3 separate regions of the Homo sapiens genome follow, and all the other regions are linked to region 1. A link is a loop called in an ENCODE intact Hi-C map of the cell type or tissue named here. Cell type or tissue: mammary epithelial cell. All regions are shown on one strand.

Region 1 (8,000 bases):
AATGAGTAGTGTATTTTACCCATAGATTTTCCTGCTCTATTGTTCTTCCTTTGCACTGATGTTCCAAGTTCCTTTTGTTGTAATTTTCTCTCTCTGAAGAACTTCCTTTAACAGTTCTTTTAATCAGGTCACTAAGTCGTTTCTTCCATCTTGAGGTCCCTAGAAACTCTGTCTTCTCCGTCTCTACCTTTTGGAATCTTCTGCTGCTTGGTTCATTTGATTTATCCAAGGTTTTAGGTATGATAAGAGGGTGGACTAAGGCAAAATATGCTTGCCCCATCCTTCTGGAACTGGAAGTCCTCCCTATACTTTTAAAAATTTATTCATGTTAAACCAAAAAAAAAGAAGAAGAAGAAGAAGAAGAAAAAAAACAGCTGCTGTAGCCTCTGCAACTTGCTGAGAGCTTGTTTAGGAATAGAGAGCTTATTTTTCCCTTCCCTCTATCTCAGCTCAAGCCTAACAGCCAGGTGGTGCTTTCATGTGTACCTCTCTTGCATCCTAGAAAGTACAAAGTACATCTGACTTGGAAATGCTCTGTGGGTAAGAATGTGAGCCGCATCAACGTAGATAAAATATTTACGGGGAAATTATGTGGAGGGAGTTGTGTTTTGTTTTGTTTTTTTTTTTTAATGGAGTCTCACTCTGTCACCTAGGCTGGAGTACAGTGACAGGATCATGGCTCATGACAGGATCATGGCTCACTGCAACTTCTGCCTCCAGATTCAAGCAATTCTCCTGCCTCAGCCTCCTGAGTAGCTGGGATTACAGGGGCACCTCACCACGCCTGGCTCATTTTTGTATTTTTTTTAGTAGAGATGGGGTTTCGCCACGTTGGCCAAACTGGTCTTGAACTCCTGACCTCAGGTGATCCGCCCACCTTAGCCTCCAAAAGTGCTGGAATTACAGGTGTGAGCCATCGTGCCCAACCTGGAAGGGGACTTTTTTTCTTTTTTCAAAATACATATGGATACATAAGCAATCAAAGTCTCAAAAATACTCAAATAAAAATTACAATGGTAATGGTAGCCAACAATTATTTATAGGCACTATGCTAAGCTATGTACTATATAAAACAATTGTCACACTTTAGGAAATGATTATTTATTATTATTATTATCACCATTTAACATACCAAGCAACTCAAGTCCAGAGACAAATCTCACTGAGCTACACAGTGGTAGAGCTGCAGTGAACTCAAACTTTTCCCCATAGATCTGTGGATTAGAAATAAATATGTACAATACCTGGCACCTATTCAGTGCTTGAAAACTGGAGTAATCGTCATAGTTATAATTTTCTGTAATTTAAATAATCATGTCATCCAGGTATACTCATGATTTCCCAACATTGAGTCTCTAGAGCAAAATTCCATGTGTATGCAGAGCAGAGATTTTTGTAGCAACAGTGGTTAAATATAACTTTTTAGTCATTCAAAAAGAGGGATGATTAAAAATAATGAAAGTATTATGAAAAGAGTTTGAAGACCATTCTTTATAAAAGGCTCACTGGTAGGTGTGGCTTTTGACTGATTTTCATCATCTAAGTTGGAAAGTCACTATTGACAATATCTCAACTCTTCTAGAAAATTGTGAAGTTTATTTAGTCAGGGCTTTTCTTGAGTCTGACTCTTGCTTTATGTTGCTAAGAGTGTCATAAGCATTGAGTCTGGCAGTGCGGTGTGAGAAAGAACATTTTCATGGTGACTTGAGCATTGCTCCAAGGCTGGGCACAGAGGCAGGATAGAACTGTGTTCAATTTTTTGGTACTGCTATAACAACATTAAGGATATTTTATGTTCTTGGTGGGCTACAGTTCGCTTTAAGCTCAGCCAGGCTACCTTATAAACAAAAATATATTTTCCATGATACTTCAAATCCATCCTGAAATTGAGCATCAAAAGTATCACAAAAACTTAAAGCATGCTTCATACTCTTCAAATTCTATGACTTTCCTTTGAATTGTGGACATAAATTCTCATAAATGGTTTTGAAATTCTTGAAAATATCTGATTCAGTTCAGCCTCAATCCTTTTCAGCAATGAAAGGGAATGCAGTTTCTGGATTTTAAGCACATATGTTCAGTCTGAATTTCAATAACTGTCCTTTTAAGTTTAGGCTGTTTGTATTTTCTCACATTAGTAAGAAAGGGATTCAGACAATATGGGTCTCTTAGAGACCTTTAATTCTCCAAAAGTCCATGATATGTGTCAATAGCTGAGTAAACTTTTTAGTGGGTATTTAAAACCTACTCATCTGAATGCATTACGATAAAATAAATTAAATGCCTATATTCTGCTTCAGCTGCCTGTGAATAACTCATAAACTGGGGGACTGGACAACAAAGAAAACACACAATCATGATCAGTTTTTCCTCATGTTAAGGCAGTGAACCTATTTGCAAAGTTCACAGCACACACTCTCCTGGTGAGTTATGCCAAAAGAACCCACTGTATTTCTCCTCGGGTTTGAATGAACTACTGGAATATTTTTACCCTTTCTATGCTGGTGTCCCATCACTGCATTCAGCAGTTTTGGACTGAGATCTAAGTTCCCACACTCCATTTCAGCCATTGGATAATTTGTGTATGGTAGCCCTATAGATACTATCTTCTTGCCAGAAGAGCTGAGCAGGTCAGATATCCTAGTTTAGATGAGTTACCCCAGGCATGCCAATTTCATCTAGTCCTCCACTGTTTGAGAGAGACCAAGAGATCTGTGGTTTAAGATGTGTAGCTGGTTCATGAAAGAGTCAGGAAATTCCACCCATTCTTTTCAAAAGAATGTAATTAACCTGGGTTGCAGTAGTTGAGAAAATGCTTTGCAAAGCAGGTGGAGCTTCCTATAAGCCTAAGTGACGAGAAGAACAGGGCAGGTAGAGTTCAAAGTCAGTCCATTCTCTACATTAAGGGAAGCTGTGAAAGGAAGGCCTTGGAAACATTGAAAAGCACATAGGGGCATGGAGGATCATGAGCTGACCGATCTTTTCTGACATCAAGTACATTAAACACAAGTTGAGCAAATCGATGCAACTATTTTGTAATGAAATAAAGTGTTCAACTATGATGTATTTTAAAACAACAAAAATAGAAGCTTGGTCTGGCCTCTAACTTTGGATTTGGGAGGCTTAGAAATTGTGTGAGAGAACATATTAAAGAAAAGTAAAATATTAACACAGGCAGTACTTTCCCATACTTTAATATCGAGACTCTTGACGAACATAAGTAGCTTGATTATGGAAGATTTTCTTACCTCAAACAACAAATAAACTTTCTTAAAAGGACATGGATGAGAATGGCTTCCCTTTCGGTATCAAGTAATAGATTGCTAAGCATTTCTCAATCGTTAAGAAGTTATTTCATCATGTATGGAGTGCAAGTTGAGTTGCAGGGCATATAAGCATGACTGTATTAAGTATAAATCTGCATTCCTGCATCTGAGGATCCTGTGAGGTCTGTCTCCCAGGAAACAATCTGGATAGTTAATGACACATGGGATGGGTCAGGGCAGATTGTGAGAAGCGCAGTGTTGATTATGTAAACTTGGATTTTGTACAATTGTAAATATAGGGTATTTCCTGTATTGCACTGTGGCTATAAACTAGGGAGAAATGTAAATACAGGGTCTAACTCTGTAAATAGCGTCTGATTATTCCTAATAGTGTGCTCTTTGAAAACTGCTTTTCAATTAATACAGTATGTCATATTCTTATCCAAAAGGGTGAAAATAAAAATCCATCTTATAAACACTTTGGTTTTAATCGATATTAGGTGTGCTTTTACAGTGTTGTTCTTATTTTGGTTTGCACAAAAACCTTATTAAAAAAGGACATTATCTTGCATGTAGGCACTTGCTAACAGGAATGCAGCTTGCTGCCAGAGAATATTCTAAACTGCCAAGCTTGTTGGGAGCCTGCTGTAAAAATATCTGCAGCTTGGAAGAATTGGAGATGGCTAATAACAGTGACTATAATTAATAGTTAATTGTTTTAAGGAAAGAAATTAACAAATTGAGCTGATAGTCTACCCAGTTAAAAAACAAGAAGCAAAATGAATTCAGAGAAAGACAGCAATATGTATTGTCCTCACAGTTATTTCTTATGGACATGTTTGGTATTATATAATACATTTTCTTTTTGATATATACCTGCAGCTGATAGTGGTAATTCTTGGCCCATCAGACCTTTGGTTTATTTTGCCTTTCTCTTGTGCCTTTTATTATTAAATCTTGCCCTTTGGTCATGGTGTGTTCAAACTCTATCTAGACGATTCCATTCTAGACACAACACAACAAGGTGATTGTAAAAGTTACTATGTTTAGTCTGCAGAAGAAAATGCTAGGCGAACACTAGGTGTGAACTACCTTCTAGTGTGTGAAAGGCTGTTTGAAAAGTCAGACATTTATGATACTGCAGAGTTGTTGATTTAGGAGGAATGGAGTAGAAAAGAAAACAAATGACAACTTTACCCACCCCCAAACACACACTCAAGTAATTTTATAACAACAACATTCTCACACAGCAGTCAGTGGCTGGAGGTGGTATTTGCTATCACTTTACCACTTTTAGATGGGGCAATATATCTTGTTGCCTCTGCCCCTGCTAATTCCCAACCGTGAGGCCAAGCTCCTGTGGCTGTCATGGTTGCGTGTGATACGGCAGTGCTGGGAAGGGAAGAGCATGGTCCCTTTAAATGATACATAACGGGTGGTGGGGTAGGGGGAAAGGAACTGCTGAGCAGAGGAGGGTGTGGTCCCTGGCTAGGGCTCCACCCCCACAGACCTAGGTGAGGACAGGCATTTCCTCCCTAAATGTTGCATTTCCCAAGACCAACCTGGCCTGCCACACCCCCATCCTGTGCCTATAAAAACCCCAGAGACCATAGCAGGCAGACACAAAGATGGCTGGACATCCAGAGGAGCATGTGTTCCTCCACTGAGGATGGATGGTGGCTGGATGTCAAGAGGAATGCACAGGCATATGTGGCATGCCACCAGGCCATGAACTGGTGGAAGGAGGGGGAGTTTGGCTGGGGCAGTCAGAGGAGAGGCCAGGCCACTGAGTGGCCCTACTCCAGGGGAAAACCCTCCCACTCCATTCCCCCTTTTGGCTGCCCCCATCTGCTCAGAGCTACCTCCACTCAAACAATCCTCCCACCTCAGCCTCCAAAGTAGCTGAGACCACAGGCATGCACCATCACACCTAGATAATTTTTGTATTTTTTGTAGAGACAGGGTTTCGCCTTGTTGCCCAGGCTGTTTTTGAACTCCTGGCCTCAAGCAACCTGCTGGCCTAATCCTCCCTAAGTGCTGAGATTATAGGCATGAGCTACCATGCCCAGCCTTTATTCTGTTTAAGTGAACATTTAAATTAACTTCAGTTTGTATGATTTTTATTATTTTTATTACTTTATTTTATTTTATTTTTTATAGAGAGAGGGTCTAGCTCTGTTTCCCAGGCTGGAGTTCAGTGGCATGATCATAGCTCACTGAAGCCTTGAACTCCTGGGCTCAAACAGTCTTCCCACCTCAGCCTCCCAAGCAGCTAGGACTATAGGTGTGCACCACCATGTCTGGCTTTCTTTTTCTTTTCTTCTTCTTTTTTTTTTTTTTTTGTCGCCCAGGGTGGCCTCAAACTTCTGACATCAAGTGATCCTCCCACTTTGGCCTCCCAAAACACTGGGCATATGAATTTTAAAAGCAGGACTTTGGTTTCATAATTTTAAAAGTATCACTTAGAATGTGACCTACAAAATCATCTTGATTTTTATGTGTTAAATTTGAGAAAGTATGTTCACAGGACATCAATAAGAGACAATTAATCAAAAGCATAGAGGATATATGATTTTGTAGATGTTTCAGAGGGACAGTTTCATCCCTGTTGGCCGTCTTCCTCGTAACTAATAATGAGAACCTCCCTTCTTCTGGAAAGCTATGACATTCACTTAGGGATTTGGCAAGTATTCTAAGAAGACTTGATTCTTGCTTTCACAGAGCACAGACTCTCAGATGATTAACTGACTTAGACCATGCATCATTACGTAACCAGACAAAAACAAAGCATGCTAAGTTAATTTTACTCTTAGCTGCATTTTTCCCCATCGAAAACTCTGTTATGATTACAATTTCCCTCTTCCTTAAGGTTGCAGCTTTAGCTTTCATGGAGCCAGTGAGGCTACACAGGGCTACAGGACAATTGTGTTGTGTGGTCTGTGCTCTGCACATAGGCCCTGGCCTAGTGAGGCAAGGGGCTGAAATAGAGCCTGCATTCCATGTGCCAAGCCCAGTGTATTAGGGCCAGTTGGGACAACTGTGTCTATCTTTTTTTTAATTGTTCAATTTTTTTTAATTTTTTTATTTTTTTGAGACAGCGTCTCACTCTGTCTCAGTCTGGAATGCAGTGGCATGATCTTGGCTCATTGTAACCTCCGTCTCCCGAGTTCAAGTGATTCTCCTGACTCAGCCTCCCGAGTAGGTGGGACTAACAGTCATGCACCACCATGCCCGACTAATTTTTGTATTTTTAGTAGAGACGAGGTTTCACCTTGTTGGCAAGGCTGGTCTCGAACTCCTGACCTCAAGTGATCTGCCTGCCGCAGCCTCCCAAAGTGCTGGGATTACAGGCGTGAGCCACCGTTCTCAGCCAGGACAACTGTGTCTAAATGTTTTACCCAGAGGACACCCAATTCTGATGTCCACAGAAATGCTCTACAGGCTGGCAGAGGCTCTGGAGCTAGACATATGCCTCTGCCTACCCATTGTGAATTGAGAGATAGTGTTCCAGTGTGGTTAAAAGCTTATCGTAACTTGTACTTTATGGGGCTGTCCCTGGAGGGTAGGGTTATGTGTGTGTGTTGGTGTAGAGAGGCAGTGAGACACACATCAGTGAAAGCTTTGTTTACTTGCTATTTTTTTAAAGCACAGGTTCTGGGATCAGGAGGAAGGAGATGGTGTTGGAGGTGAGGCTTCCTTCTATGAGTCATGATTCCACTTACTTGACTTTAGCCTTTTGGAGTGTCCCTGGGGTTGGGTTTGTTGGAGGCTTCATTTGTGACCAGTACTGTGTGTGTTTTCACTCAGTACAGTTTTGAATAGATGCTACCACATTTACTTTACGGCTTAGTTGTATGGAACTCAAGAAGAAGGGATAAACGCTTGTCACCTTGGAGAGTATATATGAGACTCAGCTTAGTGATTTCAGTGGCAAAATCCAGCTCAGTGTTTCAAAAACTAAAACATGTTTTGAAAGCTTATAAAGTTGGTCTCCAGTGCCAGAAATTCCCATTTTGGACTGGCTTCAAGGCAATGAAAGCTCAGACACTGACTCATTGAACTATTTCCTTATTAATAACATAGTACCAAGCATTTTTGAGGGTTGAAAAAATAACTGAACTGTTGTCCAAAACCTTTGAGCCTCTCAAATGCAAAGCTTTTTAAAATTCTTAATTTTGAGACTTTTGTGATTTCAAAGGAAATCTGATCTATCTATCTCTTTATATGTTGTTTATTCTTAACTCATCCAAGTGCTATTTGGCCAAGATTGGCTTATGTTTAAAAAAAAAATCTCTTAAGTCATTTTATAAGCTGTTCAGGGCTTTATTTCTTTAGACCAGGAAGTTGTAAATTGCCAGCATTAAGCAGAAGGTGTGTTGTTGAGTGCTAGTTTTATTGAAAAAGAATGAGGTTTTATGTATTTTTGAGATTTGCTTTATTGACAATCCACCCCAAAATATCATTTCTCTTAGATATACTGTTAGAAAAGTCTCGCCTGAAGAAAAACAAAACAAAAACAAAGAACAACAACAAAAGACATAAAGTATTGCCTAGTTAGAACAATGACAATCCAAATTATTTTGATGAAACATAAGCACATTTAGAATTAACACAGGGTTTATCAAAGAGTTATGTAAGAGTAAAAATCAAAGGATTTATATAATTTTTATTCATGCTAATAAAATGTCATTCTGAGGGCTTGGCATTGTTATACATATTTATTAAACTGAATAC
Region 2 (8,000 bases), 850 kb after region 1:
TACTCTTGGGAATGTATCCAAGAGAAATGAAAAATTTTTGTTTGCACAAAAAAACTATGCCTAAGTATTACAGCAGCCTTATATATAACAGCTAAAACTTGAAAGAAATCCAGATGTCCTCCAGTGGGTGAATAAACTGTGGTAGATGACATCATGGAATACTATTCAGTAATAAAAAGAAATGAACTGGCTGAGCCCAGCGGTTCACACCTGTAATCCCATCACTTTGGGAGTCCAAGGCAGGAGGATTGCTTGAGCCCAGGAGTTTGAGGCTGCAATGGGCCATCTCACCACTGCACTCCAGCCTGGGTGACAGAGCAAGACTCAGCCTTTAAAAAAAAAAAGACAAAGAAATGAACTATTGATACATGCAACAATTTGGATGATCCTTCGGAGAATTATGCTTAGAGAAAAAGGCCAATCTCAATGTTTACTAACTGTACAATTCCATTTATATATCAGCATTGAAATTACAAAACTAGAGAAATGGAGAAGAGATGAATGGTTAAGGATGAAGGGAGGCCAGGAGAGAATTGGAGTGGCCATGGAGGGTCCACATGAGGGATGCTTATGGTGATGAAAATGTTCTGTATTGTATTTTATTATAGTTTTGCAAGATGTTCTCATTGGAGGAAACTGAATGGTACATACAATCTCTCTGTATTGTTTCTTACAAATGAATGTAAATATAAAATTACATCAAAATGAAAAGCTTAATTCAAAAAATTTTAAAATCAAAGTTTATGCTCAAATCAATGGCTATTTTTCTGGATTGCAGGTTTATCCATTACAATATGTTTAGCAATCCTTCCTCATTCCAACATCTTCAAATATTCATCTATATTCTCTTCCTTTTGATTATTTAAATTTTTGCATTTTATTCTTACTTTTACTTTAGTACATGATAATTTTAAAGGCTCTAGCTTGATTTTTTTCAAACGGAAAATAGTTTCCAAAACTAATTTTTTGTTGATTCATCCATTTTCCACTGGTTTATTATATTTTCTTTATCATATGCTAACTTCTGAAATACACCAAGAACAATTTTCTTAATCACTCTTACTGTTTATTTTGCTAAATGCACTCCGAATCTCTTTGTCAAGTTCAAAAAAAATTTTACGGTCTAATTTATAATCCATTAAATGTATAATTAATTATGGAAGGATTAACATATTTACAATATTTAATCTTTCCATTCAAGAATAGGGTTCTCCATTTATTCCTATTCTTTTGTATCTCTCAGCAAAGTTTTATAATTTTCTTCATATAGGTCCATTTATTTCTTGCTAGAAATATTCCTAAGTTTTATTGATCTTGTAGCTGTAGTCTTTGTTTCCATGCAAAGGAGATAGATGTCCAGTTTCCTAGTTTTAATACATTCTGTATTTCTTAAACAAGGGCTAAACAGTGGGGGAGGAAGTAAGGGGTCTCTCTACCTACATGTAAGCAATCATTTTTAGAGTACTGATTGTCATTTTCGTCAACTTTGAACTTAGTAGAAACTCCTCCCTGATACTAGCACTAATGTGGTCAGTCCTACTTTTGGTTTTCTTCTTTCCTATGTCTCCATAGGAACTCTAGTAAGAATTTGTGAGAGGCAACATGGGCACTGACCAAATGTCATTGTGAATTGAATTTTTTATTCTCCCATTCTAAGCACAAAGTTTTCAAACAGGTCCCAGCCACCCAAGAGTACTTTTATACTATGTGTATTTTTGCTATATCATTCATAGTGATATTTTGGCATGTCAGATATTGCCAAGTGTTTTTGTAAACCCAAGAAACAGTAGATCTATGTCACTCCCAGTGATCTATCAATTCAGTAAAATGCTTTCACAAAAGGAGGTCAGGTTAGTTTGTCATGATTTGTCCTTAGTCACTCCGTGTCTTCTAGCAGTCAACACATTCCTTTCAAAGTACTCATAAGACATCTGCTAAAAATTCATTCTATAATTTGACCAAACTTTGAACAATTTATTAGTCTGTAGTTTCTGGAGTCCACCCTTTTTCAAAACTTGTGACATTTACTTGCCATCAATCTTCTGGTTCCTCTCTTGTTGTACATAATTTTTTTAAGATTACCAGTGGTGACTCTGATTACACATCTAAATTCCTTCAGCACCCGGGGATGAAACTTGGCTGCACCAAAAGACATGACCTCATGACAGGAATTAAGTCTTGCTCTCCTTTTCCAGTCATCCTGGGCTAGAATTTCTTTACTATATAGATTATTCTACTTTGCTAGAATCTGAAACTCTTGAGAGAACCAACAATTGTGGGTGGTGTTGTCCTTACAGGGGAAATTGTTTCAAAGTGGCACAGAAGGCAAATCACTTCCTGATGTATGATCAGCAGTGATGCCTAGATACATGGTGGCATGGGTGTGTGCGTGTGTGTGCAATCTGGATGCTTTTCCTGGTTTCTCCATTTTAGACTGTTACCTGCTTGTTTTCTCGTGTTGAACATCCCCTTGCACCATGCTTATTTTAAATAGCACACCCATTTGGAATCTCCAGTTCATACTGCTGAACACCTATCTTGTCCCTAATGGTTGGATTGGAATAACGTTAAGACCTTAAGACGCACAGCCCTGCCCTGTTGTTTCTGGATGAATGGTCCCACCACCAGTTCTTGAGTCTCTGCAGCTCCACCTTCCAGCCTAGTCTGCCCTTACTCCCCGTATCGGTTCCACTGTACTTGTCTCTGTAACTGTGTCTCAGGAGTTCACCCCAGGCTCCACTGGTATCACTATGAACCAGCATGCACTGCAGTACAGACTGACTCCGGGGCCACAGCACCTGCTCTCTGGGGATATACTGAGTCCCAAGACCCAGGTGCTTAAACCATACCCCACCCCATGCCACCTCCTCCTTGATCAATTAGTTCCTACCAGAAGACCCGGTATGGCTTCTCTGTACCTTGCCATGTGTAGATAATTAATAAATGTTTATTGAAATGAATTAAGTAACAATTGCGTATCCACATTCACTTTGAAGAAGGCTTGGTAAGTTTTGTAAGGGTCTATTTGTATAAAGTTTTACACCCTTCCAAAGCCAATTTCATTCTTGCTAAAGCCTGGGGGATCCTTAACAGCTCCATTCCTGATCTGTGCTGAGACAGAACTCTTTCTTCTGCTGCCTCCACACAACTGCACAAAACCCTTAAACTGAACGCAATTCAGACCTGGAACATTCTCGCATCTTCTGAATCCCTTGGCTCAGAGTATATTATCCTAGTGCTCAGGTCCTATCTGCCTCCTAGGACATAATTCACTCATAGAACCCACACCGCAGCTCAGGCAGGAGACCTCCAATACCATACAGGATATTTATTTACCTGCCATGAATCTCAAAGGATGACAAGAAGTAAATCAGCTTCTAGAATATGTGTGAAAACAGCAGCTGAGACATTCTTGTCCAACTCTGCAAGACTGTTAAGTTCTAATGCACAGGATACACCATTCATTCTAACATATACACCTCCATGGGGACCAGAATACCCAGCAATTGATAAACACTTCCATCCATTCCCCCATCTCACTTGCAGTTCAGTCAAGTGATTGTCAAGACATCAATAGGAAGTTCTGTGTAAACACAGGCACTATAGCTAATCAGTAGGATGTTTATTGTATCATTGCTTGTCAACCATTATCAATAAGGATTTGAGTGCTACAAAGGAGAATTAACTGGTTTCTAATTAAGTAATTATACTACCTCTATAGAATAAGAAATTCATTAAAGACAATTTCCAATCATTCTGATCGTTCACATATTTGGTTTTAGCCTAATATATTGTAGCAAAAAGTATTCAGAAATAGTACGCAGCTGCCCTCTTGTGTCACTTTCATATAATTAAATCTATTAATGTTTACCAGTGATTCAATTAGCTTTGCATTTTTAAAGGTCACCATATACCACTACGCTTCCACTTCTGATGATAATATCCTAAATGGTCATTTACAAAGTATGATATGTGGAAAGATACCAGTTCTCTCTACCAATGAAACTTAGTGGCATAAACATCTAAATATTGAAGAGGTAATATAATTTACTCTGTCCTCCAGGTCCTCTCCTCATCCAAATACCCAGATGTCTTAAAATGATTCTGCATCATCTCATTATACTTAATTAATACCTAATCAATATTTAATCCATTCTTAATGAGTGTATGGATTTGTACTAATTCTTCACTACTGGCCACTCCACGACCCCACAGGAGATGAAATGGAAGCAAGTTCTCTTTCATAATTGCCAAGGGCATCCCTCACAAAGAGCCCCTTGTGGTCTCTGTTGCCATTTATTAACCACCTATTATGAGCTAAGTACTGTGCTACATTCTTTACAAACAGAATATACAACAATATGCATAAAACAGAAAGCTTATCTTCATGTAACAGAAGAAACCCAGTTATCAGAGTTAGATAATGCCTTCCCAGAAGCCAAAGGATAATGATGGTCTCATTCTTCACATTGTAACTTGGCAAACCAAGGCTTGTTTGTTCTTTTCTTCCACATCCATCTACGATAATAAGCCACCATACACGAATTTGCAGACAGCCAGCTGCTCAACATACCAGAAACTATCTTACTAAAGTGAGAGTAAGTTTAAACAATGGAGATAATTAATGGATGTTCTGTTTCTTTACTACGTTGTGTTTCCTTATTGAGTACTCTACAGTTCCAGCTCTGTATCACAGTTCTCTGCATTATGGAAGAGTAGATATAAAAAACTGAAAACAAGTCATATTGGTTTGGGACAAGTAGGAACTGTACTTTTGCACAAATCAACACTGGTTTGGTGGCTACACTCAATAACTGGGTAGAGAGAGGATCCAGTAGTGACACAAGAAGATGAACCAATTGTACAGCCTCAGTCCCTCATCTCCTGGGAGGTAGAGTCCCTGGAAGCACTTATTGCAAAGACATAGGAATAAGATGCAATGTATAAAATGTAAGCTGAGATGTGACATCCTGTGACCAAAACCAGACATTGTGAGAGTGGAAAGAGGAGGTTCCAAGGGTGCCTTGAAGGTGGGAGCAGGGTGGGAGATGTAGAGTAAGGAGGTGTCTGTGTTTCTTGTTGTGTTAATGCACACACTGGTGGTGGGCTCCCTCTAGAGTGGGCACAAAGCGAAATGGATCCTGCAACATTGACTCTAACTCCATAGAGAGGGGAGAGATACCTGCAGATGGGATGTGTGGAAGACGGTCCTTCTGGAGACTGTAACATAACAACAGTGATGTGGGGCATGCAATAGCGGATGCCCAGCTCAAGCGGATGCCCACTCATTGCCAAGGGTTGGAGTCAGAGGAGAGACACAGGGGCCCAGTCTAGCTCTGGAGCTGAGCTTCCTGAGGCAGGGTGGGGCAACAGGAAAGCCTTGAGAGTCAAAAGTCTAAGTCCCGGGCTCTTATTCTAGCTCTGTAATTAACTTGTTCTGTGACCTTGAGCCAATTGCCTCACCTTCCTTGTTCTGTTTCTTCATCTTTCACATGTCTTCCTTGGGCGCTCAGAAAGTCCCTCCATTCCTAATGCTCTCTTTACTCAATCCCTTCCAAGGTAGCTTGGTTGTGTGTGGCCACCCATGGGGACTGATTTGTTTTATTATTATTATTTTTTTGAGACAATCTTGCTCTGTTGCCCAAGCTAGAGTGCAGTAGAGCAATCTTGGCTCACTGCAACCTCTGTCTACTGGGTCCTAGCCATTCTTGTGCCTCAGCATCCCAGGTAGCTGGGATTACAGTCATGTGCCACTATGCCCAGCTAATTTTTTTGTACTTTTAGTAGAGATGGGGTTTCTCCATGTTGCCCAGGCTGGTCTCAAACTCCTGACCTCAAGCACTCTGCCCGCCTCAGCCTCCCAAAGTGCTGGGAGTCACTGTGCCCAGACTGATTTTTTTATTCCTGTTGTGAAAGTTGTCAGAATGAAACTGAAATCACTGATGTTATGGAAATCCTGACAAATAGAGCTGCGAAAGGATATGAAGGGAGGGATCTCAGGTTTGTATGCCTGATAATAAAAGAACTCTACAAAACCACAACCTTGCACAAAGGCCATTGCAGCCTAACACAAAAAATACTTCTGCAAGAACATGTGTCCAGCAACTGCCTGTCAACCTGGGGCTGGTGTCATCCTTGTTTTTGTTCTCAGTAGCCAAGGATGATTATTTCAAAACAACTATGTAATCTTCCTCATTTCTGCCTTTAAAATCCATTGGCTTTCTCTCCCTCCCCAAATATGCACAAAGTTTACTATAGCATGCAGATTCCCATTACAGTACTCTATTCCAAAATAAATATCTTTTTCTTTTAAAGAGACTCTCTGTTAGTTATTTGGGTTGACATTGTTATGGGATCAACTGTGCACCCCCTTAAAATTCATATGTTGAAGCCCTAGGATCCAGCTTTCAGAGTGTGACTATATTTGGAGATACGGTCTTTAAAGAGATGATTAAGGTAACATAAGGTCATACGGGTGGGCCCTAGTCTAATATGACTGGTGTCCTTATAGGAAATTAGGACACAGGTACAGAGAGAAGGCCTTGTGAAGACACAGGGAGAAGACAGCCATCTGCTAGCCAAGGAGAGAGGCCTCTGAAATAACCGGTCCAGCTGCCACCTGGTTCTCGGACTTCTAACCTCACTGTGAAAAAATACATTTCCATCCTCTTTTGTACTCAGTTCCCCTCTGGGTTTTCCTTTCTATTTATATTTTCTTCCACTTAGCAACCTTAAACACTCATGGGCAAAGTCCACATTGTGCCCTCTCCCCATACCTCAACACAATTATCTTTCTCCCTCTGATAGGGTTTGGATATTTGCCCCTTCCAAATCTCATGTCGAAATGTAACCCCCCATATTGGATGTGGGGCCTAGTGGGAGGTGTTTGGGTCATGTGGACAGATCCCTGACAAGTGTCTTGATGCCATCCTCACAATAATAAGTGAGTTCTCAGTCTATGACATCACCCGAGATCTGGTAGTCTGAAAGAGCATGGTACTTCCCGCCTCTCTCTCTCTCTTGCTCTCTCTCTTGCCATGTAACATTCAGGCTCCTCCTTCACCTTCCAACATGGTTGGGAAGCTTCCTGAGGCCTCAACAGAAGCAGATGCCTGCACCATGCCTCCTGTACAGCCTGAAGAACCATGGGCTAAAATAAACCATTTTACATCATCAATTACCCAGCCTCAGGTATGCCTTTATAACAACCCAAAATAAACTAAAGTTCTCTCTCTCTTTCTGTTCTATAACGCACAGCAATTGTATATGGAGAAATGAAGCCATTAACATACAACATACACAAAGCAGTGTCTGTAACTAAAAGAGTACACATGAAAACGAACACACACAATGGCATCCAATGCCAGGAAGGGCTTGGTGAAACAGACACTCACATAAACTGTTGGTGGGAGTATATATTTGAGGAAACTTTCTGGAGGTTAATTTGGCCACATACATCAAAAGTTTTAAAAGCATTCATACCCACATGCTGAATATCCCAGGAAACAAAATGAAAGATGAGGAAGTTGGGCGGGGGGAGGAACTGAACTTCCAATGGCCAACTTCACTAGAAATCACAGAAATGAAAATGTGTGAAAGAGGAACACTCTATTAATGGTGGGTAGCTAAATTGGTTAATCTTGCCAAGAGACAAATTAATAATCATTATTAAAATCTTAAAATTATATTTTCCTTTTGTCTCAGCAATCTCATTTTAAGGAATTTAGCCCAATGAAATAATAATGAAAGTAATAGTAAGAACATATTTACTGCAATATTTTAAGAGGGAGATTATCTTTTCTAGTATTTTTATTTCCATAGGTTTGGGGGGAACAGGTGGTGTTTGATTATATGAGAAGTTCTCTAGTGGTGATTTGTGAGATTTTGATGCACCCATCGCCCGAACAGTATACACTGAGCCCAATTTGTAGCCTTTTATCCGTCACACCCCTCCCACCCTTTCCCCCAAGTCCCCAAAGTCCGTTGTATCATTCTTATGT
Region 3 (8,000 bases), 86 kb before region 1:
TCCCCGTACATTGTCTCTGTTCTGAAATTGTGCACGTGCTTTTACCTCTTTTTGGTGCACGCTTTCCTCTTTTTTTTTTTTTTTTTTTTTTTTTGGCTTTTTGTCCTTCAGATCTCCACTTAGCCTTGATGTCTTTATCGTTTCACTGATCATCAATAGTAATTACTTGTGCCTGCATTTGACTATAAACTGCCTTCTGTGACTCATTCTCCAGTGCCTCCCTAGCTCCAAGCATAGGAAGCTCTCTGAAAATTTGCTGTAGGATGCTTGTTAGCGTTCCACTTTTATAAATGGTGCTGTGTTTGTTCAGGTTTATCACTCATGCAAAGAGTTTTGTTGATACTTTCTTACCACATGTTTCTTTGAGCAAAATTTCTAAGTTACAATTTCTGTAATGTGATGTCCTGGGTTAAAGTATCAACGACAGGCCAGGCACGGGGGCTCATGCCTATAATCTCAGCACTTTGGAAGGCCTCTACTAAAAATACAAAAAATTAGCCAGACGTGGTGGCGGGCACCTGTAGTCCCAGCTACTCGGAGGCTGTGGCATGAGAATCACTGGAACCCAAAAGGTGGAGGTTGCAGTGAGCCGAGATCATGCCACTGCACTCCAGCCTAGGCAACAGAGTGAGACTCCATATCAAAAGTAAAAATTTAAAAAAAAAGTCAAAATGTACAGAGAAGGTAGAGATGGAGTGACTGCAAAGTAAGATAATTTGTCATATATATTTGTGAAGAACTGAGAACTCATTTACAAAGGATGATTTACAAATTGTCCAGTCATATACTAAGCTAGCAAGAACAGAGAAAGGGATACTTTAATCGGTGTTATCAAGAGTAGTTTTAAATTTCTGAGCTTTGTAAATCTGAATAACATTTCAAAGGCTGTGAAAGGACAAGATTTTAATCCTCTCTAATTTGTAACCCACAACTTGAATTGTCTGATAAAATATTAAAATCTGTTAATTTGCTTCTCTGGAGAGAATTCCATAGTTAAAAATGATATATGGGTAAACAATGAGTGAAATAGAAATTAGAGATAGAGCCATGAAATTTGCATAAATAGCTTTCCACCTATCTCAAGGCAAAGGAGTCCAACTGGGAAACACCCCCTGGGAAATAGATATTTAAGAGATTTTTCAGATACAGATCACTTGGTAGCCTTTTAAATATTTTTCAACAAAAGAATCAATACAATCTCTTAGTACCACACTCAGGGACTTGAGTTAACTCTTTTCACAGTCTTAATGTGATCCACTTGCTGACGTTTTAATCCGTTCAGGTCAGCATCTACCATGTAATCAACAGTTTGTTTCTCTTATACTCAGAGCACATTTTTTTCTTACCTTGGCTTTTACTGTTTTTCTTGAAACATTCTCCAGAGTTCTTCCTCTCTTCCATACTCATGGTATGGTGTGAACATCTGATATTTCTATCTCCTCAGTATCTCTTTCCCCCATCCTTTGGTAACAGCACCCTCCCATTATTTAGGAATGTCCTCTCCCCACTCTATGTTGTTCTCCTGGGTTTCTTTTAATAGTGGCATATTTCCTGTGATCAGCTTGTGTCTCAAAAGTGGCCATGCAGAGTGTATCTTCACCCCTGGACCTCAGGCTAACTGGTCTTTCTCTAACTATGCTCCGGAAAAGAGAAGGTTTTTTTTTTTCCTGGGAGTTGTTGCATTGGGAAGATAAAAGTCTAGAGCCATCCATAGGCAATCTTGGACTGCCCAATGTGATAAAGCAGGAAATTCTGATTTTGAGCTGGGATTTGTTACTTGCTGCTGAAAGAGTCTTGAGAAATCCATCAAAGTGTTTAATTATATTGCTATTTGTGTAAGTATTCAATTGAGGACTCTTCTTCCCACTAAATTGTAAGCTCTATGAGGGTAGGAACCAGGTTTGTTTCCTTTTTTTTTTTGTTTGTTTTTTTGCTTGTTTGTTTTCTTGGCACCTTTCATAGTGCTTGGTATATAGAAGGCAATTAATAAATACTTAATGAACTTTTCTGCATAATTTTCATTTGATAGGGCATATTATCAATGACCATTAAAATGATTCAAATCTCAGATGTCCAGTGGCATTCATCAGATAAGTCATAAGCTGTGACTGTGATATATTCTTTCTTCTCTGTTGGTTTTCTTGGGTGATTTTTTTATCCCATTCTGATATTACATATTCAATTCTTGTACCTGGGTCTTATTTTTCTCATCTTTCTTGGTGTTTCACTTACTGTCTTCCTTTATTTGGCTAGCAGTTCCTGTCCTCATTTTATTTTTCCTATGGGTATAGATGAACTTTCTAGGCAGTGGGAAACCATGAAAGGGAAGGCTTTAACTCTTTTTTGTTTTTTTAACTTTTATTTTAGGCTGAGGGGTACATGTGAAGGTTTGTTATTTAGGTAAGCTTGTGCCACAGGGGTTTGCTGTACAGATTATTTTGTCACCCAGGTAGTAAGCTTAGTACCCAATAGTTATTTTTTCTGCTCCTCTCACTCCTCCCACTCTCCGCCCTCAGATAGACCCCAGTGTCTGTTGTTCTCTTTGTGCCCATGTGTTCTCATCGTTTAGCTCCCACTTATAAGTAAGAACATGTGATATTTGGTTTTCTGTTCGTGCATTACTTTGCTAAGGATAATGTCCTCCATCCCTTTTCCTGCAAAGGATATGATCTCATTCTTTTTTGTGGCTGCATAATATTCCCTAGTGTATAGGTATCATATTTTCTTCATTCAGTCCATCACTGATGTACATTTAGGTTGATTCCACATCTTTGCTATTGTAAATAGTACTGCAATGCATGTCTGCATGCATGTGTCTTTATGGTAGAATGATTTATGTTTTTGACCCAGCAATCCCTTTACTGCATATACACCCAGAGCTTTAACTCTTTCATGGATGACATATCATAGTTTTTGTTAGTCCAATAATCTGCACCCAGAAATAAGAGGCAAAAACCCATCAAACAAATGGGTTTTTCGTTTATTCATTTATTATTTTTCATTTATTCATAAGTGCTCCATAGCCAATGCTTATTGATGTTGTTTATTTAATACTTTTGTTTATTGGGGTTCTCCAGAATTTAAAAAATTTAAAAACAAAACAAAAATAGTATAACTATGCTTCAGACATAGCACCTAGCATGTAGTAGGCTCTTAATTTAAAAATTGTTGACTGACTTATTGAATAGCCCACAAAGGTCTATCTTGCATCTAATAAATGCATTGACTCATTTATCTTTCCATTCATTTACTCAATAACTCATCAGTAATTAAAAAGAAACACGGAGGAATGCATGAATGCACTTATTAGAAATAAAATAGACTGTTGTAGGTTAATTGAAAACCTAGCCATTATATCTCATATTCTTTATACATAAGTTGGAGATGATACATGTTACACATGTCTGTGTGATGTGTGCTTAAAACATATGACATTTCATGATATAATTTGAAATATCTTTGTAAAGTTCAATTTGCATAATTTTTATATTAGTTAACCTTTTCCTCCACCAGGGTAACTTCAGTTGGAAGATGTTTCTACTGTCAATCGAATTTTTTAATTCACTGTGTGAGATAGAAAAAGACATGGTTTCTATATATAAGGGGTGTGATTTACAAGAGGCTATGTGCATGTGTATAACATGGATACAGTGCGAGGGACAAACCAATACTTGTGGTTGCACAAGGGAGCCGGGGAAGAGTCCCGCGGAGGTGTGTGTGGTGGGAAAGTTCTCCAGGGAAGACAACATTCGATTGTCTTGTGGTTGCTAAAAGGACGCTTTTGACGCCAGATGGGCTTGAGTCCAAATCTTGGCTCTGAAATTTCCTCGTTGCCATTTTGACCTTGGGAAAAAATATTAACTCTCGAACCTCCATTTCTTCATCTGTAACACAGCAGTAAAATTACTCATCTCTCTAGTCATAATAACTGTTGTCAAAAATGTCTGTTCTCTGAATGTTTGGTGGGTTTCAGTAGAAAAAATAAGGAAGTTGGAAGTGGGAAGTTAAGGATGTCAGAGGCAGAGACAAAAAAGGGCAGGGCAAGGCATGGAATTTTCTCTGAAAACTTTACTTAATCTCATTAAGTGTTGGTTATTGATGAATCTATATTTCAAAGTACCAGACATAAAACCATATCACCTTCGGTCTAATGATAGTCAAGTGCAGTGCTACTGTTGCAGGTCTGGGAAAAATTCAGGCCAATGAGAGCCTTTGATGGCCGTGGGAACAGTAAATTGCAGCAGTGCTGCAATTAACTAGAAGTGCCGACTGCACCTCCAGCAGGCTCAGACTTGCATGGCTGCCTGCTGGAATGCAAAGCTTTTCTCTTATTCACAACCCTCCCACTCACTCATTGATAGCCTAGGGCCAGATCTGGATGTGGAAAACATTATTCCAATAAAAGGTGCGTTAAAAGAACACTCAAGGAGTTTATTTTTTAACAAACTCATGTTGTGTAAAATGAGATGAGGGTCTCAGAAACAGTTTTCTTTTCTTGGCATGGGCTGAGGACACTAAGCGAAATTCTGCCGCGTCATCTACTTTGAAGCAAGAAAATACTTTGACCTTATTAATGTACTTGTTTCTAGGGATAAATAAACCACCTTAGGAGATTACACAATTCCCTTGGATGATAAGTTAACTTTTTTTGGATAATGATGCTCTGTGTATAAAGGAATCCAAAATGCTACCTGTGTGTTAGTGAATTAATCGAAAAGGTAAGCAATCTATGTGTAAGAAAAAGACACCTGTTCTAAGATTGCATCAATGAATAGAAGATAAGAAATGTCAAAATAAAAAATGCATACAAATCTTTAAAAAGCATTCAGAGTTCAGAGTTTCCTGGGCATTTCATATTTTGCTTTTTTTTTTTTTTTCTCCAGAACTGTATGGAGGCCTTTAGTGTTTTGGTTGAGTCTAGCCCTAAACATATGGGCAATAGAAGTGGACGTCTTCATGGTGTTATTTGAAAGCAATGGAACCAGTCCTTGTTCCTGCATGAACTTGCAGGTTGTCATTAACTTACAGAGTCATTTATTTGGGTTTAGTTAATATATCTTGGAAAATGTGAAATATTGCAAGGAGGAGGAATGGTCATCCATATCTTCTGCATTTGAAACCTAGAACAGGTGTGCTAAAAAGACAGGTATAGTGTCCAGGTTTCAATGGACTGGGAAAGGAAGCCTTTGGCAAGGCCCCTGGTTAGATCAAGAACAGCACAAAATCACAGAGAAAGAGAGAGGTAGAGAGAGAGAGAGAGAGAGAGAGAGTGTGTGTGTGTCTGTGTGTGTCTGTGAAGAGACAGGGGTTAACAAAGGCAAAGGGACAGATATACCAAAAAGGGGCTGAGAGAAAACTGCTCAAGAAAGAGGTTGGGGTCTCTGAGGACCGAATCAATATCCCATTTGCTACACTATCTGTATACCACCTATGCCACCATTTCAATACACATCTGGCAATAGACTGTTTGTTAATATTATCAGACATTAGTAACTTTTCAAGCTTCCCAAATTATCTAATTGGATTAGCCTATAAACTAAACAAAATTGGCTCAAGATGTAATTGTTTCGAAAGGACTGAGATGACTGAATTAAAGTGACATTAATATGCTGTTAGGTTGGGGTTGATAGTGAGGTTTAGCTCTGAGAAGAATTATTTATTCACTATACAAACATTTGCTAGATGTATCCTATGCGCCTAGCATTGTGATGTGAAGGGATACAAAATACAGCCTTTGCCAGGTAGAGGTTACCATGAAGTAAAAAGGACAATTGTAAGAAAATGTGATGTGTGTATATATGTGTGTGAGAGAGAGAGTGGGTGCATTCACTATGGCATTGAGAAATGGGAGCATAGGTCTTAGCCTAGAGAGTCAGGGAAGGCTTCCTAGGGAGGTATGTCTGGGTCTGCATTTGAAGTGTGAGTGGCAGGAGGGCAGAGATGATGGAAAGGCATCCTGAACAGAGAGAACAATCCTGGGGCAGAGAACTGTGAAATCTTCAGGGAACTGCCCTTGCCTGTTGGGCAAGAGCAGGCACAAGATTAGGAAGGGCCTTGCACACCTAGCCGGGTGTTGAATTCTCCCATGAAGTTGACAGTTGGCCCAAAGTGCTGAAATTTCAGACTTGAGCCACCGCACCCAGACAGGTTTTTTATCAGCTGAGTGACAAACTCAGATGGGCTCTTCAAAGGGTCTCTCTAGTGTGGAGAGCAGCTAGGAAGGGCAGGTCTAGAGATAGACCAAATTCAGCACTACTGGATCAATAAAGATGGAATGTGATGCAGGCTTCAGATAAGAGGAGGATAGCTAAGATAATTCTCATGTTTTCCAGGTGCTTTAGGGAATAGAAACATGAGCTCAACCTTAGACTTGGCGAGTACTGAGGTGCTCATGGGACATACCAGTGAAGACAGCAACTCTCCCAGGACTGGGGCTCAGCAGGGAGGGCTCAGATGAGTTCAGGATGTCAAATCATCGAGGTGTATCTGGTGGTGATGGGAACCAGCCAGTGAGCAGGAATAATCAGAGAAGAGCAGAGGGTCAAGGTCAGAGTCCTAGAGAGCTGGTCTGGGAAGGGGAAACTGAGGAATGGGCCCCCAGGCGGGAGATATAGGAGGAGCCACCTAGAGTGAGAGGCAGATTAGGAAAAGCATCACTAGGACAGATCAGGGAATTCAATAAGAGTGGTTTTGGTGGAGGAATGGTGGCTAGCTGGTGGCAGATTGTGGTAGGGTAGTGATGAAGATCAGAGAAGGATGCAGTAAGGTGGATGACGTGCCAGCCTTTTAAAAAGCATGGCTGGGATCTGGGTGTGGTGGCTCACAGCCATAATTTCAGCACTTTGGGGGGCTGACATGGGAGGATCGCTTGAGCCCAGCAGTTTGAGACCAGCCTGGGCAACAAAGTGAGACCCCATCTCTACAAAAATAAAAATAAAAAAATTAGCAGGATGTGGTGGTGCACATCTGTGGTCCCAGCTACACTGGAAGCTGAGGTGGAAGGATTTCTTGAGCCCAAGAGGTTGAGGCTGCAGTGAGCCAAGATTGGTCCACCGCACTCCAGCCTGGGCAACAGAGTGAGACCCTGTCTGAAAAGAAAACAAAAAAAAGAGTATGGTTGGGAAGTAAATGACAGAGAGGGAGTGGCCAGAGGGGAACATAAGAGAAGAGAGGGTTTTTTGCCGGCAAAGGAGATTTGAGCTCATTTATAGGCATGGGGGAAGACAATCAGTAGGTGCATAAGTGAGTTGAGAATCTATACTAGCAATACAGGAAACCATGTTAGGATCACTGTCTCAACAAAAATGATCACAGCCTTCCAAAAATGCAACTTGACTTTAAAAAGGCTTTCTTTTATCACTTGCAAGAATATTGCTGTGACACCTAATAAAAATTTAATTAAGGCTTAGATGATATCACGTTTTATGTAACCTGAAGTCCTTAAATCCATGAAATCACTCAAATAGAATCAAGTTTGTTGGAAAGAGAATCTCATCTTAAGAAGTGGCAGCAGGAAAAATGAGTAAGTTCCATTTTATTTTATCAGTGAAGTCTGGGGCTACGAAATGGTTCTAACAGCATAAAGAAATAACAGCTGCATTCAAGACCAGGATATGTAAAATAATTTGTTTAGTTTCAGCCACTTTTTAAAGTCAATTTTACACCCTGAAAGAAAGGCAATCCTGACTCCATTGTTCTTTCGCCAATAAGGAGATCGGGAATTACAATAATAAATAGAAGAAAGAATGTTGTTTTTCCTCACTGTAATTAATTTTATGGCTCTTGCGAAGATGAATTTTTGTGGTGATTAAAATAGTCCCTTGCACATATTAGGTACTCAGTAAGCATTTGTGAAATAGGGACTTTCTAGCCTTTATTTGTGTTTAAGGAATCAGGGAATAAGTTCAAAATTGCCTTTCAAGAAATTTTTGGAACTCTCTTCTCACTAAGAAACTGTAAAGTCTTATAAAAGAGACATTATTTATTTTCTCCAAGTATTG

Evidence for each region. A loop is a pair of places that touch in the nucleus more often than their neighbours do. Peaks named below come from ENCODE experiments on the same cell type or tissue, not always from the same donor. Only the 100,000 strongest peaks of a DNase experiment are listed, where the experiment ranks them.
Region 2: a loop joins it to region 1, with 9 times the contacts of the local background. A loop is called at or near these places in 4 of 110 quality-filtered maps.
Region 3: it touches region 1 in a loop (8-fold over the local background); 13 of 110 quality-filtered maps call a loop at or near these places.

The regions. Positions count from the first base shown.
Region 1 is chr10:19,915,521-19,923,520 of GRCh38, forward strand. The region is part of intron 1 of PLXDC2 (plexin domain containing 2); the gene reads left to right. Among named protein-coding and RNA genes, the nearest start is that of PLXDC2, 100 kb to the left of the region's middle. RefSeq lists an enhancer at 4,470-4,971. In mammary epithelial cell, no CTCF peak of the experiment used is centred here; DNase peaks (open chromatin) are centred at 2,761, 3,441, 6,921, 7,251 and 1 weaker place; H3K27ac peaks cover 6,343 bases.
Region 2 is chr10:20,765,218-20,773,217 of GRCh38, forward strand. No RefSeq gene overlaps it. Among named protein-coding and RNA genes, the nearest start is that of NEBL, 130 kb to the right of the region's middle. In mammary epithelial cell, a CTCF peak has its summit at 3,802 (motif pointing left); a DNase peak (open chromatin) is centred at 1,874; H3K27me3 peaks cover 120 bases.
Region 3 is chr10:19,829,086-19,837,085 of GRCh38, forward strand. The region is part of intron 1 of PLXDC2 (plexin domain containing 2); the gene reads left to right. Among named protein-coding and RNA genes, the nearest start is that of PLXDC2, 17 kb to the left of the region's middle. In mammary epithelial cell, no CTCF peak of the experiment used is centred here; DNase peaks (open chromatin) are centred at 3,756 and 4,306; H3K4me3 peaks cover 206 bases; H3K27ac peaks cover 1,964 bases.